Regions from separate parts of the Homo sapiens genome. Here region 2 is linked to region 1. A link is a contact called in ENCODE Hi-C or POLR2A ChIA-PET data. All regions are on one chromosome and are shown on one strand. Each heading gives the region's core, a stretch centred on a gene start or an enhancer-like site at or near the end of the contact. The rest is flanking DNA. Distances are from core to core; before and after follow the strand shown. Region 1 overlaps LOC107984543 (a long non-coding RNA gene). Region 2 holds the start of LINC02399 (long intergenic non-protein coding RNA 2399).

Region 1 (7,505 bases), core at 2,604-5,103:
TCTTTCTCCATCACCCAGTCTACAGTATAGTGGTGCCATTACGGCTCAATGCAGCTTCCACCTCCCAAGTTCAAACAATCCTCCATCTCACCCTCCCGAGTAGCTGGAACTACAGGCATGCACCACCATGCCTGGCTAATTTTTTAATTTTTTTTACAGATGAGGTCTTACTATGTTGCCCACACTGGTCTCAAACTTGTGGCCTCAAACAATCTTCCCACCTCAGCCTCTCAAAGTGCTGGGATTACAGGCGTGAGCCACTGTGCCCAGCCTGGGAAGTTATTGCTTCATAGAAGAATTCTTGCTAACAAGTGCAAAAAGAATAATAGAATCAGAGGTTCACTATTTTGCAAGTACAAAAAAAGTTTATAATGGATGATGAAACCATTAAGGGAATTTTACAATAGGTGGATCAGTCTGATACTATGAAAACCAATTGATCAAGCTCAGCATCATGAAAGGTGGGACAATCAGGCATGTGCTTCTTGATGTGACACAATAGAATGCACAGTATCGCCTATGAAATATGGCTGTCAAAAAATAAATAACACATAAAAGTGAACCAGAATTATATCAAGTTTCTAAATTCAACTACCAATCTCTCAGAAAATATTGGAAATCAGGAAACAGGTTAAATGACACCATGAGGAAGCAATTAGTCAAATGCAGATATAAAATATCTATAAAACAACTGGGTTATTTCACAAAGGAATGGCATTTTTAAAAAGGAGAAGAAACTGGACTAAAAGAAACTTAAAAAATATATCAATTCAATGTATTTTAATATGTGAACTTTATTTGGATCCTTATTAACAGACTTCACTTTTTTTAAAAAAGTAATCTTTGAGATAATTAGAAAAATTTAAATATGCATTGATACTAGATGATATTAAAGAATTGCTTTTTTTTTTTTTTGAGACAGAGTCTCACTTTTGTCACCCAGGATGGCATGCAATGACTCCATCGGCTCACTGTAACCTCTGCCTCCCGGGTTCAAGCAATTCTCCTGACTCAGCCTCCCAAGTAGCTGGGATTACGGCTAATTTTTGTATTTTTAGTACAGACAGGTTTCACCATGTTGGACAGGCTGGTCTCGAACTCCTTACTTCAGGTGATCCACCCCAACCTCGGCCTCCCAAAGTGCTGGGATTACAGGAGTGAGTCACCACACCCAGCCAAGAATTGCTATTTTAATTATTATGAGACTGATAATAGCATGCACTGATGTTAAAACCAAAAGAAAAACTTTATCTGATAAGATATATACTGAAGTATTTATGAGTGAAATTAAACGACTTGTGGGATTTGTTTTAAAATACTATAGCCAAAAAAGTGGAGGTGAGCGGTGAGTAGATAATAAAGTGAGAAATAAATGAAGCATGATTGGCAAAATGCTAACTGTGGGAGATAGACAACAAGTACATAGAGATCATTATACTCTCCTATCTACTTTTATGCACATTTGAGGTTTTCTATAATAAAATTTTTTTTTTTTTTTTTTGTGACGGAGTCTCGCTCTGTCGCCCAGGCTGGAGTGCAGTGGCGCGATCTCGGCTCACTGCAGGCTCCGCCCCCCGGGGTTTACGCCATTCTCCTGCCTCAGCCTCCCGAATAGCTGGGCCTACAGGCACCCTCCACCTTGCCCGGCTAATTTTTTGTATTTTTAGTAGAGACGGGGTTTCACCGTGTTAGCCAAGATGGTCTCGATCTCCTGACCTCGTGATCCGCCCGCCTCGGCCTCCCAAAGTGCTGGGATTACAGACGTGAGCCACCGCGCCCGGCCAATAAAATATTTTTAATGCACATTTAGACGTGAAATAAGGCTGGATAAAATAAACCTAAATATATCAATAATGATTAACAGAAGATGATGTCTCTGAATTGTGGAATTCATGATAAATTTTGCTTTCATTTTTATACTTTTCTTCAAGTTAATTTTCTACAAATTTTATGTGTTACCTCTATAAGCACAAAAAGCAAGCACTTTAAAGTCAATATCAGCCTCGTATTTGGAGATGTCACCTAAGACCCTCCTACTCACCCAGGCATCCTATTGTCTGGCATTTAACAATGTTACATTATGAGGATTTATATCTTTCTTCTTAGACTCAGTTGGCATTCCTGAAGCAGTGACCCAAAGGAAAACCATCTTCTAAGTTAGGATGTTTCCTAGATGAGAGTTTAACCCAAAGTATAGCTAATATTAGCAGAGAAATGCCCTGCAATGCCTTTGTGGATTAATATAATAGATACCTGAAATACAAATATCAAGAGGACGAGAAAACAACCATCAACAAAAGACCATGCGTGAATCATGTTAAAGAGAGGAGAAGGCAAACAGGCAAATTATGACATGGATAATTATTACTAGTTAGCTAAATTAAAATTAAAAGGAACAATTATGGGACATTTCAGGTAACTCAAAAAAAAAAATTCTCCTGAAGTTACTGAATTTTGTGAAACTGGTCTGTTTTTACATCTAACACAATTATGTTATTAAGTTTCTGAATTTGTTAAAAGGACCAAAATCCTTGACTGGGCGGTGGCTCATGCCTGTAATCCTAGCACTTTGGGAGGCCAAAGTGGGTGGATGACTTGAGGTCAGGAGTTTGAGACCAGCCTGGCCAACATGGTGAAACCCTGTCTCTACCAAAAATACAAAAATTAGCTGGGCATGGTGATGTGTGCCTGTAGTCCCAGCTACTCAGGAGGCTGAGGCAGGAGAATTGCTTGAACCCAGGAGCTGGAGGTTTCAGTGAGCCGAGATCACACCACTGCATGCCACCCAAGGTGACAGAGCAAGACTCCGTCTCAAAAAAATAAATAAGTAAATAATAAAACCAATCATCAAAGAAATTCCAATGAAATATGACAAATTGTATACATATATCAACCTCTTCTCCCCACTCCTCAAATCCCTCTAAATTAACAGTGAAGGGAATAAAAAAGCACAAGCCTGTAAGAACAAAGAGACTATGATGACATCAACAAAATTTTAAAAGCTAGAAAGCAGATGGATGAGTGGTTATTGACCTAGCAGACTAGAAATATCTTGCAACTCACAATGCAGGACCCCAGGAAGGCTCAGAAACTGGAGGTATTTCTGAAAGAGTGGGTGTAGGTGGGGCTGAAAATAGAACAAACTGATCATCTATACAAGAAATTTATCTTCTCTGCAATTCCAAGCATTCACAGAACTGCCCTTCCTGACCTCAGGAAAGAGCTAGGGTTTTTACTCTCAAGAAAGACTAACTAGAAGAATTCTAGTTCAGGATGCACCAGGCATGTCTCAGGGCTGGGATATCACACTAGCATTTAATAATATTACATTATATTAACACCCAGTTAACTTATCATTCATATGAATGTAGAACAAAGAAATATAAGTTCCCTCCAAAAAACGTTTACCACAGAAAGCTACTAGAGGAAAGGTACTACCAAAATGGGGTAATAAACCAAGAAACCTGAAAACTCAAGATTCAGGAAATCAGGGATTTAACATAAGAGAGGGCTCCAGTTGACAGTTGTGCAATAGACCTAGCCTGCTCCTTCTAGGAGCAGAAAGACTGTGGGCTCTCAAATGAGTATTTCCAAGAAGCAAAGAAGAAAGAAAAAAAAATTAAAAAGTGACCTGATGTGTTTTAATATCTTGCAGGAGATTTACACCTCTGTAGGAAATTTTTGGCCAAATTAGCACAGAAGTACATAGAAAGCTAAGCAAAAGTAAGATAATTATTACCTCAGGGGAAAAAAATTCAATGTCTGAGAAAGGAAAGGTGATTCTTATTTACTACATGATTCAGCTGTAATAATGTCTGTATAGTCATGACAATGTAAACACTAAAGACATACAAATTTGCTATCTAGATAAGAAAATGGTGAGAAAAGGAAAGTGCAAAGATGTTTATATTGGTCATGGAAGAGTGGAGAAAAGATAAGCTTTCATCTTCCACAAAGGGAAGTAAAAAGATAATAAATAAAAGTGGAATAACTCGAGAAATAGCAACATAGGCAGGCTATTTAGAAAAAAATGTAAATTCCAGTAGAAATTGCTAAAACATCTATAAGAAGTAGGAATCTGAGGTATAGAAAGGTAGATTAACATAGCGTCTATTTTTGTGTTATAATCCTAGTAAAAATTTGACTTAAGCCATGTATGTGTGTATAGAGATAAAAATAAATAATTATTAAAATTACATTTCAAAATAACATAAACCAAAACCCACAGGCAAATTTACCAGTCCAAAATCTTTGAATCTAGTTCATTTTCTGCCACCTTCCAGGGTAAGATTTTTAACAAATGTGAAGTATATTTCTGGAAGTCAGGGGAAATATTACCATTTGTACTTTTTAGCATTTAGTAGTATATTAAGATTAAGTTGACGATATAGAATCCCTCCAGCTTATCTAATCAGAAAAGTCATTTATATAGAGAAATAGAAACTTACCTAGCAATGTATGGGCTGGAGGAGCAAGATTTAGCCATAGATTCCAGAAACGATCCTCAGATATAACAGAAATCTGGAGAACAGGGAAAATGCAAATGCTCATTCCAAGAACACACCACTCTATCCACAATCCACACCAGCAAAATGGAAGCTCCATGTCTCATCTCTCAACACCTGAGAATTTAGTACAGTTTCCCTTACTGCAGAAAACCAACTGTTCCTTGATCAAGTTTACCCTTAGCAAAAACAGAAGCACAGCTTCCCCAACACTTCTAACTTCCAAATCTTGCACATGAGTACCTCAGTGTATCCTGGCTGTAAGGGAACAAGCCCATCACATACCTTCCTTCCACTATTTCATATTCTTAGCCTTTGTTATGGTGATTTAAATTTTAAATTCTCTTGGGCATGGTGGCTCATGCCTGTAATCCCAACACTTAAGGACACTGAGGCGAGCAGGTCACTTGAGGCCAGGAGTTCGAGACCAACTTGGCTAACATGGCGAAACCCCGTCTCTACTGAAAATACAAAAAAATTAACCAAGCGTAATGGTGCACACCTGTAATCCCAGCTACTCTGGAGGCTGAGGCAGGAAAATTGCTTGAACCCAGGAGGCAGAGGTTGCGGTGAGCCACAACTGGGCCACTGTACTCCAGCCTGGGCAACAGAGCAAGACTCTGTCTCAAAAATAAAAAATAAAAATATTAGTGCTTACTGACAATGTACCTGGTCACACGAGAACTCTCATGGAGATGTACAAGGAGATTAATATTGTTTCCTTCTCTGTTAACACAACATCCATTCCACAGCCCATGGATCAAGAAGTAATTTCATAGAAAGTGATTCTTTTGATGGATGTGAGTAAAGTAAATTGAAAACCTTTTAAAAAGGATTTGCCTTTCTAGATACCATTGAGAACATTTGTGATTCACGGGAGAAAGTCAAAATATCAACATTAACAGGAGTTTGGAAGAAGTTGATTTTAACCCTCATGGATGTCTTTGAGGGGTTTAAGACTTCAGCAGCAGAAGTTACTGCAATGTAGTGAAAATAGAAAGAGGACTAGAATTAGCAGTGGAGCCTAAGGTGGTACTGAGTTTCTACAACTTCATGATAAAAATTTGAATAAATGAAGAGTTGCTTCTTACAGATAAGCAAGGAAACTGGTTTCTTCAGATGCAATCTACTCCTGGGGAAGATGCTGTGAACACTGTAGAAATGACAGCAAAGAATTTAAACATTTCATAAACTTATTAATAAAGCACTGGCAGGTTTGGAGAGGATTGATTCTAACTTTGAAAGAAATTCTACTGTGGGTAAAATACTACCTAAAAGAATTCCACGATACAGAGAAATCTTTTGTCAAAAGAAGAATTAATCAATGCAGCAAACTTCATTGCTGTCTTATGTTAAGAAATTGCCACAGCTACTCCAGCCTTTAGTAACCACCACCCTGATCAGTCAACAGCCATCAACATTGAGGCAAGACCCTTCATCATCAAAAAGATTACAATTCATTGAAGGCTCAGATGATCATTAGCATGTTTTAACAATAAAGTATTTTTTAACTAAGGTATGTTTTTTTAGACATACTTCTATTGCACATTTAATATAGTATAGTATAAACATAACTTTTATATGCGCTGGAAAACCAAAACTTTCATGTGACTCACTTGATTGCAATATTTGCTTTATGGTGCTAGTCTAGAACCAATCTACAATATCTCAAGGTATGTCTGAATAACATTATAGTTTCTAATTCACTAACAGGACCCAGATGATGCCATCTAAACATTCAGGTCTGGACTAAGGCGATCATAGTTATTAATTTCTTAACGTGGGACTGTTGAAAGAGTTCCTAAAACTCATCCTCTCAGAAGAGGTAGAATTTGACGATAAGTCAATGATTAGTAATAGTTAATAATATTATATATTTAATATAAGTATATATCACATTATAACATTCTGACTGTTATTCTGGAGACTTAGGTTTTACTTTAAAAGGTGACTACAGATGACCCTTGAAAAATGTGGGGGTTAGGGATGCAAACCCCTCCACACAGTAGAAAATGTATGTATAACTTTTGAGTCCCCAGAAAATTAACTACTAACAGCTACTGTTGACTGGAAGCCTTAATGATAACATAAACAGCCAGTTAAGACATTTTTTGTATGCTACATCTATCACATACTGTATTCTTACAGTAAAGATAAGAAAAGAAAATGTTACTAAGAAAATCATAAGGAAGAGAAAATATATTTACTATTCACTAAGTGGAAGTGGGTCATCCGAAAGGTCTTCATTTTCATTGTCTTCACATTGAGTAGGCTGAAGAGGAGGAGGAAGAGGAGGGGTTGGTCTTGCAGTCTGAGTAGATGGCAGAAGAAGAAGAAAATTTGCATATAAGTGGATCCTCAAAGTTCAAACCCATGTTGTTTAAGGGTTAGCTGTACAGTGTTTGAAGTAGGTTGTCAATTGACCAAAGGAAGCTACACATATATATAGCAAACTCATATATCCCATACATAAACACACATTTTTAAGTTAAATTAAAATTCCAGTGAAGTAGCTAAACAGTCTAAGTGTTCTTAAGAGTGAAGTGACATCCGCAGATGTTCATTCTCTCAGTTTTGTCAGTAAGAGACTGAATTGTCCCAGAAATAAGAACAATGTATTGGTCCTTGGCATATTTGCCCTCGGATCCATTCATTCCTCCCCTTTTTATTGTCTGTTTTGTTCTGTACGCCTGAGGGACTGACCCAAACTCCCATGTCAGCTGCTATTCTGGTGGGTTTAGCCAATGAGAAGTGTTGATGGAAGACACAAAAGGACGAGAGAGGACAGAATTCTCCCTCTCTACTTTGGGGAGCTTCTCTGACAACAGCTACATCTCCTCCTCCTTAGCTCCAACTACCCCTGGGAAAGCCCATCCCAGCTGCAGCTTTCTTCAGGCATGTCAGGCTCCTGGGCTCTGATAACATCTCCTTCTTCCTTGGTCTCTCCAGCGGTTGCTAATCTTTTACATGACCTGTGTAAGCAATTCCCCATATTAAAGT
Region 2 (7,505 bases), core at 3,277-5,776, 130 kb before region 1:
TACCTATTTGCCTGGTACTTGTAGACTCTGAGAATACAATGATAAATAAGATATTCACAACTCTTTCCTCTGTGGTATTCAACCCCAGCAAGGAAGGAGTATAGTTAGAAACTTTACTTAGTGAAAGAAAGATGAGGAAGACAGTAATGACGCATTCCAATGGCAAACACACCTCTACTTCTTAGTTTTATTTCTTTGTCACACCTACCTCAAGTTGAAGGCAGCAATCTTTATAGTTCTATACCTCATGCATGAAAGACAATCCAGGAAACCTTAAAAATTGTCTGTCCCAATGAACCATGACCCACAATGGTATAAGAACATCGACAAAATATGAACAACAATGGTAAAATATAATCAACTCACTAATGAGTCATGTGCATGATCCGGAGGCACAGGTAAGACAAGACTGGTTTATTTAAGGGCTTAGTTCTCCTTTGGAAATGGAGCTAATCTTGTCAGAATAGCAGTTGAGCTATTCCTCTCTCCTTTCCCTATCCATCTTTCCCCCTCCCAGATCTTCTCTCTTTTTTTTCCCCCTTTGGCTTCCTATCTGCATCTACCTTCTTTCTTTCACAAAGCCTGACTCCATAGATGATGGTTGTATGATAGGCATTGTTAATGTCCACCAATTTCTAATTATTTACTTTTGGTTAGAAAGGAGATTACATTTCCATGTTCCCTTGAAGTTAGATGCTGCCATGTGACTCATTTTGCCCAAAGGCATGTGAATGACACTCTGGACTAAGGCTTCTATGGCTTGTGTTTGACTTGCCAGCTCTTTCTCATCCCCTGCTGGGGTGAACCCTGAAGCCTGACGTCATTAGATGGCAGTGTCATAAAATGACAGAGTCTCCTTCAGCCTTACTCCGTATGTGACAGTGATAAGCAAAGCTCTCCCTGACACCATGAATGAGAAATAACCTGAAATTTTAGAGTTGTTATCACAGGATAACCTACACTATTCTGACACAAGTAAAAGAAGAAAGATACTAACCAGCACATGCAGTCATAAGGATGTTGGCAACAGGATTCATTTAGCACACATTTACTGAATTGGCATGTAAGTGAAAGAATCCAACATGAGAAAATAGAGAAAAGATAAAGTTGTTGCCCTCAAAGAGAGGGCAAAAAAAGAAAAAAAATTGACAAATGTAAAAACAATTATGGTAGAATTTTACATATATATTTTTTAAATCAGTCAAATATGGTAAGGAAAAGTTTGGGAAATCTTTGTCTAAAGAGCGTGCAGCTGGAAGCTAGGAGTCCAGTCCTGCCATGTTTTTGTAAGTCATTACCATTGTTATCATCATCAACCTATTTATTATTACAGAGCATGTGTGACTTCAGGCAAGACACTAAACTCTTTTTTTGCATCTTTAAAGTAGAGGGAAAATACTATTTCTCTTTTTTAGATTACTGAAATGTGATTAATACCCAAGAGGATAGAATGTCTATGTACTCTGAATTCTTAAGACAAAACAACATCTCAGGCAGAGTGTTTAGTGAAAAGCCCCTGGCTGAGGTTTCAATACTTGTGTACAATTGAGCAAAAGTCAGAAAGCCTTGGTCTTTTTATATCTCAGCCAAAGGTGTCTACTGAGCTTTCACTGTGTGCCAGCTACCATGCCAGGCTCTAGAGATGGGCCAGTGAACAAGGCATTGTGCTTGTCTCACTCTAAAAACTGGCAGAGAACATGAACATTAAACTTTAAGTATTATGATCATTAATTGCATAATTACAAACGTTCTAAGAGCTCCACAGGATTCCACTGGACCATTTGACTGAGAGACCTAAGTGGCTTATCAGGGATGGCTGATAAACTGAGTTTGGAAGAATCTGTAAAATTAGTATCACAATGTACTTTTAAGGTGGCTATAATGGTTTTTAAAACTAAATGTAAAATTTTGGCAAATAGTTGGTTCTCAATAGATGTTAGTTATTGAACAGTGTCATAGAAATCTGTGCATATGTAATCAAAGGCAAAGTTCTAAAAGGAAAGAAAAAGGCCGCAGCTTTTACCACATATTAATCCATATGCTACTGCTATCATTATCACAATCAATATTAACACATCGCACTGAGCTGTTTCATAATTGTATTTCTATGTTTCCCCTGACAACTCTTAATTCAACCGCTAGGGAAGCCCCTGTCTTCCTGTCTGCCTTGTTTTGGTTTTGTTTCATGTACCTTTCCTGGCAACGGGGTCCATTTACTTCACTGGTTACCATAGAAGCCTGCTTGTTCTGAAGGGCAGTAAGTGTTCTAGGGAAATCAGCAAACTACAGGAAGGGAAAGACTAAAAGTCTCTTGCCCAGATTATGAGTCAACCACTAAATTCAATTCACTCTATTCCAAATTTCTTCTAGGTGGGGTCCAATCTGGGATGCAAGTGGAAGCTTAAAGGTTGTATTACTTCAATATCTGTTTTCTATAAAATCATTTTTATTTTTATTTGAAAGATTGTAAACAGTTTGAATAAGTAAGTCTCTTGATTTTACCATTTTATTTTATTTGATGACTAACTTTCTTTTATTGCTTCATAAAATGAACCTCATGGAATGTTTGCTTACTTCCCATTGCATGAGGAATAAAAAGGAATTGCTTAAGTGTGTTTGACGATCATTGTAAATAGCATATAAACAGGACTGAAAATATAGACCTGCTCAATAGTGGGCATAGATACAGTGAAAGATACTGAATATTTATATTCATGAATCACAGTAAGATTTTCAAGATGGACCTATAAAAAGAAAAAAAAAAGTTATTCATCAGTGTCTAATCCGGAGCTGAAGTTTGGCCAACATGGATTTCAATTGAGTAAATCATTTCATTCATTTGTACAAAAGGGACAACTAACATATACTTTCTCAGACACATATTATTTCATTTACCCCTCCCAATAACCCTTTGAAGTAATATTGTTATTGTCATTTTTGAATGAGGAAATTAAAATTAAAATCACAGAGAGAGAGACAGTAAGTGCTTTTTAAAAGGGCCCTTAGTCCCTCAAGAACAGAAAAATAGGAATTTTATTATTTCAGTTGTTTATGAAGTAAACTAAAATGTATATAGTTCCTAGCAACTTAGCAAAAGTATGATTTTTTAAAACATAAAGAAGAGGACAACTGTGCCATTCATTGCACCACAAAAGCAAAGTTATGTAGAGACAAGAGTACAAAAACAAGGGCCTTTGCTCTGTTGTTTGTTGAAAAGGAAGTGTCATTATATTGGTAAAAACAGCCCTGTCCTTTCATTCAATGGAAAGAAATCAGAAATCCAACCTGGAACAGGCTTGGGCTCAGTGGAAAAATCATGTCCCAGTGCAAAAGTAATGGCTGTTGTAGATTAATAACCATTTACAGCTTTTTATCTTGGTTAAACTGCTATCTTCCAGACTGTAAAAGATAACCTGGGCTTGTTGCAGAGCTTTTTAAAGAAAACACTCTGCCTCTTAGGAAATCCGTCTCCCTATGCTTTGCTCAGGAGTTTGAAGTCATTCTGTCAATATCTTGGAAATAACATTTCTGAAAAGCAGATTATTAGCCCTGAGTTACATCTTCCACCAGTGGAATATTTGCCTTGCCTAAATAGCAGGTGGGGCTTAAAAGTGAGAGAATATCTCTGTAGAGAATTTCTGAGCTTTCCATTACTGAAACACAAAGATGTATTTTAGGAAATTGCAGAACTGCTGCATCCAAATCAACTCAACACTTAATAAGAAAAGCACAGAATCTATCATTATTCCTATTAGCAATGAGTATATATGAGTGGATTTCACCTTGGAGATTCTCAGAGCAAAAAATTTACAAGCTGTTCTCTATATACAACAAGACTTTGCCCACACTAATAACTGGAGACTTCATAAACTGTAAGGCACAAAACCTATCACAGTATAGCTGGGGAGATTTTAAGATCAAATATAATTATTCAACAAGCAGAATCAAAAGACTCCATGTCTATACACACTTGGTAAACAGCCAGGATGTAAACTGTCAGCCCCAGGATTCAGTGTTTCCCTGTATCTTGCATACTCTACGCAGTTTGCTCTGAATCACTGTTTAAAAAAAAAAAAAAATTCCAATGATTCATTCTCCTCTAATCTTAGTAGAAAGCATTTCCACACCAAAGTGGACTTTATTTTTTCTTCCACTCTCAGTCAGCATGGAGTGAGACAGAAGGTCAGGAGCCTGTTTGCTAATCCTTTCTCTGCCACAAATCACAAATCACCTCTAAGACCTGGAGTAAGTAACTTCTCATCTTGGCCTTCCTGCCTTCCTTCATCTGTAGAGTGTGGGGGTTGAGCAGGAGGATTTTGAAAGCCCCTTCCAACTTGAGGATTCCGTGATAATATAAAGCTGTTCCCCGGTGTCTGGCAAAACTCCTAGTTTCTGTCTCTCTTGTTTCCTGACGTACAGTTAAATTATGGGTCCCTCAACTGAATTTCAATAAAAAAGGCTCTTACCCAGGGTTAATTGCAAGTTTTGAAAGGGGGAAGGGAAGAGCCCACATGAAGAGTTGCTGAGAGCCCAGCAATTGCTACCAGGACTAGAATCAGCATATCTGTTTTGCCAAAATTCTTCTCTGAGGTCACAAAGCCCAATCCTCTTAATAAAAGAAGCAGGTTCAGCTAGAATTTTCCCACCCAGTCTAACAATGATGGAATTTCAAGACATTGTTCAGTTGCTGTCATAGGAAATTGAAGTTTTTAGATCGAAGCTGGTATTACTAGTATCTCTTGTTGAGAGGCAAACCAGAAACAATAAACTTTTATCCAGAAAAGAAAAAGTGTTTATTTAAACCCAGAAGTATCTATTGCTGTATCTCAATATGCCCAGCCGCAGGGCCACAGTAAGAGGTTCATAGCTGAGCCCTTCCTGCTCTGCCCACATCATACCAAACATGTTAATACATACATACATACCCAATCTCATCCTAAACATAACATTTTTCTTTATGCTGCAAAAGGATTTTTATAATTTTGTTTTTGAAACTTTCATTTTGCAGTGTATTTCTATTTTGTAGCCTATAATTTTTTCCAGTTTTCAAATATTTTCATCAGCTTTTAAAAAGTTTCACGTCTATAGTGCCCAATAAATTAAAATCTCCCTGATTAACCTTACGTTCAACATTCTTCTGAAAATACACCAGACCATCAGAACTGGCCACATAGTAAAAGTCACAATCAAAGAAGCCTCTTCCAGATACCGCACAAGGCAGCTACATTCCCTGAAGCCAAACTATATTCTGGAGACTTCAACGTCAAGTAGGCTGGGTTCCAATTTGACACCAGGATCCTTAACATCTGGGAAGACCAAATTTGGGAAAAGAAACAAAAGTAATAAGTTTCCCTTCAGAATATAAGTTTGAGAACCATTCAAATATGGACTTCATACCCTTCTAGAAGCTGATTCTTCCTATCTCATTATACATTGACCTTTGAAATGGAGCTTTGCCCTGTATACTGTAGCTGTATTGAATGGTGCTTCAAGTTCCTGGGATGGGAGTTTTCAGGCAAAGCAACCTGGCACCAGGGAAGGCGGGGATTGTAAACCAGAAACTGTACTGTACTTGGTATTGGAAAAATAATCAGTCTGCCAGAACAGACATCTTCTGTATTCCGACACCTAGTATCTAATCTAGAAAACATTCTGATTGTTCTCACTCATTTTTTTCCATGACAAAACCGTTGCCTCAAGAGGGGGAAAAAAATCCCTGATAATCTTGATTACATTAAGGGGTCAAAGATCCATTTAGGACAGCTATTCTTATCCAGCGTCATTTTCAACATCAATAACATATTTCAATAAGGCTCTCTTTGAGTGTTTCAAAGCAAAATCACCTTGAGCCTTCATGCAATGGACTAAGTCAATAAAGTCCATTGAAAATTGAGATGGAAAACCTGTTTAAGAATGTGCAGTTTAGAATCACATGTGTGAGAAATTTCTTCTTAATATGTCCTGGCCCCGTGATTAATGCTACATTTTTCCCAGATCTTTCATGGCTGAGTCTTGGTTAGCACCCAAAAATGTACTATCATGCTTAGAGACCTACCCGGAGTAAGTGGGTATTCTACCCCTAACCCAAAACCAGTACACATGCCTGACAGAGGAATAGAATATGTGAAATTCACACTTTCCTGGAATATCCAAAACATATGATCTCCATGCCAGAGAAGAATCCTCTATGAAATGATATTTAGGGGACAAATGGTAAAATGCTTTCCACAGCCACATTCAGTTTCTACTGATAAATCTGCCTTCTTTTATCCAGGATGGAGGGAAATGGCAGAGAGGGGTGAGGGTACTGGGAACCAGCATTGTCAGCCTACACAACTCTTCTCTTCCAAGGAAAGAACAGCACAAACTGCAAAGAAAGGAGAGAGACTTGCGGACAAACTAATTTCAGTTTTTCACGTCTACTCACTCTTGAAATGAAAATCATAGCACATCGATCCAGTTCTGTATTTCAGAAATGTGCTGCCTGGCCTTTTCCTGAGTTGTCTATTATTCCATTAGACAAAATGATAGAAATTTCTATAATTTAAAAGTGACTGGCCCAACCTACCTTTTTTATGGTGATGGGTTTTTTTAATTCAATTGGAAGTAGTACCAGGTAAAATAGAAGCTCTTATCCCTGATTTAATAGCAAATGGATAGTAGTCTGCATATTTGTTTGGTAAGTTATTTTTTAAATATTTACACTCATACAGTCTTATGTGGGTATCACTGACTATGTGATATATTAATTGTGTCATGTCTTTTCTATTAATTGTACATTGGGTTAGACAAAATTCCTGGTAAAAGAAAACATTGTGGTTAGGGTACTAAAGCTTTCAAGTAGGATATGACAAAAAGCAGGTAATAATATTCTCCAAGAAGAGGATTATGTTGGAAGAAAATTGAGTTAGGTGGCTTATTAGGATTCTTATTGAATTTTAAGAACTTTCTGATTTGTTTTGCTCTTAGAAGGGGCTCATGTACTGTCCTTTGAAAGCATATTATGTAGTCTGTAACCATATCTGCCATGATTAACATTTCTGAGAGAGTTTAACTTTTAAATGAACTTGGGAGATTTACCACTGAGGCTGTTTTGAAAACCGATTAAGTATTTCATAACCTTATAAAATTATAAAAATTTTAGCTATTTTCTCTGGCTTCTGATTAGAAGTATGTATAGAACCCCATCATTTTAACTAATATTTTTCTTACTAATTTAGAAATTGAGGCCCAAAGTTACGAAATGACCGGCTTCACTGCTACTTACTGGCAAGAGACCTAACATAAAGAGTTCTTTCTATCACATTCTGGTATTTCGATTTATTTCAATAATTTGTATTAATTTGGTTAGATCTTTGGAAGAAAAGTAAATGTCCTTTAGTGCAGCTATTCATGTTTGTCCTCGAACAAGGTATTTGAGAATCTTGAAATTAATAATGTATTCATTCATTCAACAGACATTATTGAACCAATACTACATACAAGAGATTTTAAGTGAGTAAGGT

Evidence for each region. A loop is a pair of places that touch in the nucleus more often than their neighbours do. ChIA-PET counts read pairs that join two places held with the same protein, here RNA polymerase II (POLR2A). Pooled maps may share reads with other maps.
Region 2: a map of PC-3 shows a loop between it and region 1 (4-fold over the local background). The contact joins the promoter of LINC02399 here to the enhancer-like site in region 1. A Hi-C loop is called at or near these places in 2 of 168 maps with a recorded cell type or tissue (PC-3 and endothelial cell of umbilical vein), 1 of 37 single-sample maps with no recorded cell type and 7 of 50 pooled maps. POLR2A ChIA-PET finds 5 or more read pairs at or near these places in 3 of 52 experiments (GM12878, HEK293 and T-cell).

Annotation. Positions count from the first base shown.
Region 1 is chr12:89,814,044-89,821,548 of GRCh38, reverse strand. LOC107984543 (a long non-coding RNA gene) reads right to left here. Exons shown (of 7, transcript XR_007063399.1): 5 at 6,713-6,816; 6 at 5,597-5,658; 7 at 4,449-4,521. Among named protein-coding and RNA genes, the nearest start is that of ATP2B1-AS1, 110 kb to the right of the region's middle. Within about 2 kb of position 3,853, at least 2 of the 41 ENCODE cell types and tissues checked have a DNase peak (open chromatin) inside an H3K27ac peak, as active enhancers do; they include PC-3, where a contact is called at or near this core.
Region 2 is chr12:89,944,714-89,952,218 of GRCh38, reverse strand. LINC02399 (long intergenic non-protein coding RNA 2399) reads right to left here and starts at 4,526. Exons shown (of 3, transcript NR_135019.1): 1 at 4,467-4,526; 2 at 3,971-4,058; 3 at 2,493-2,744. All of the region lies in intron 6 of LOC105369890 (a long non-coding RNA gene), which reads right to left.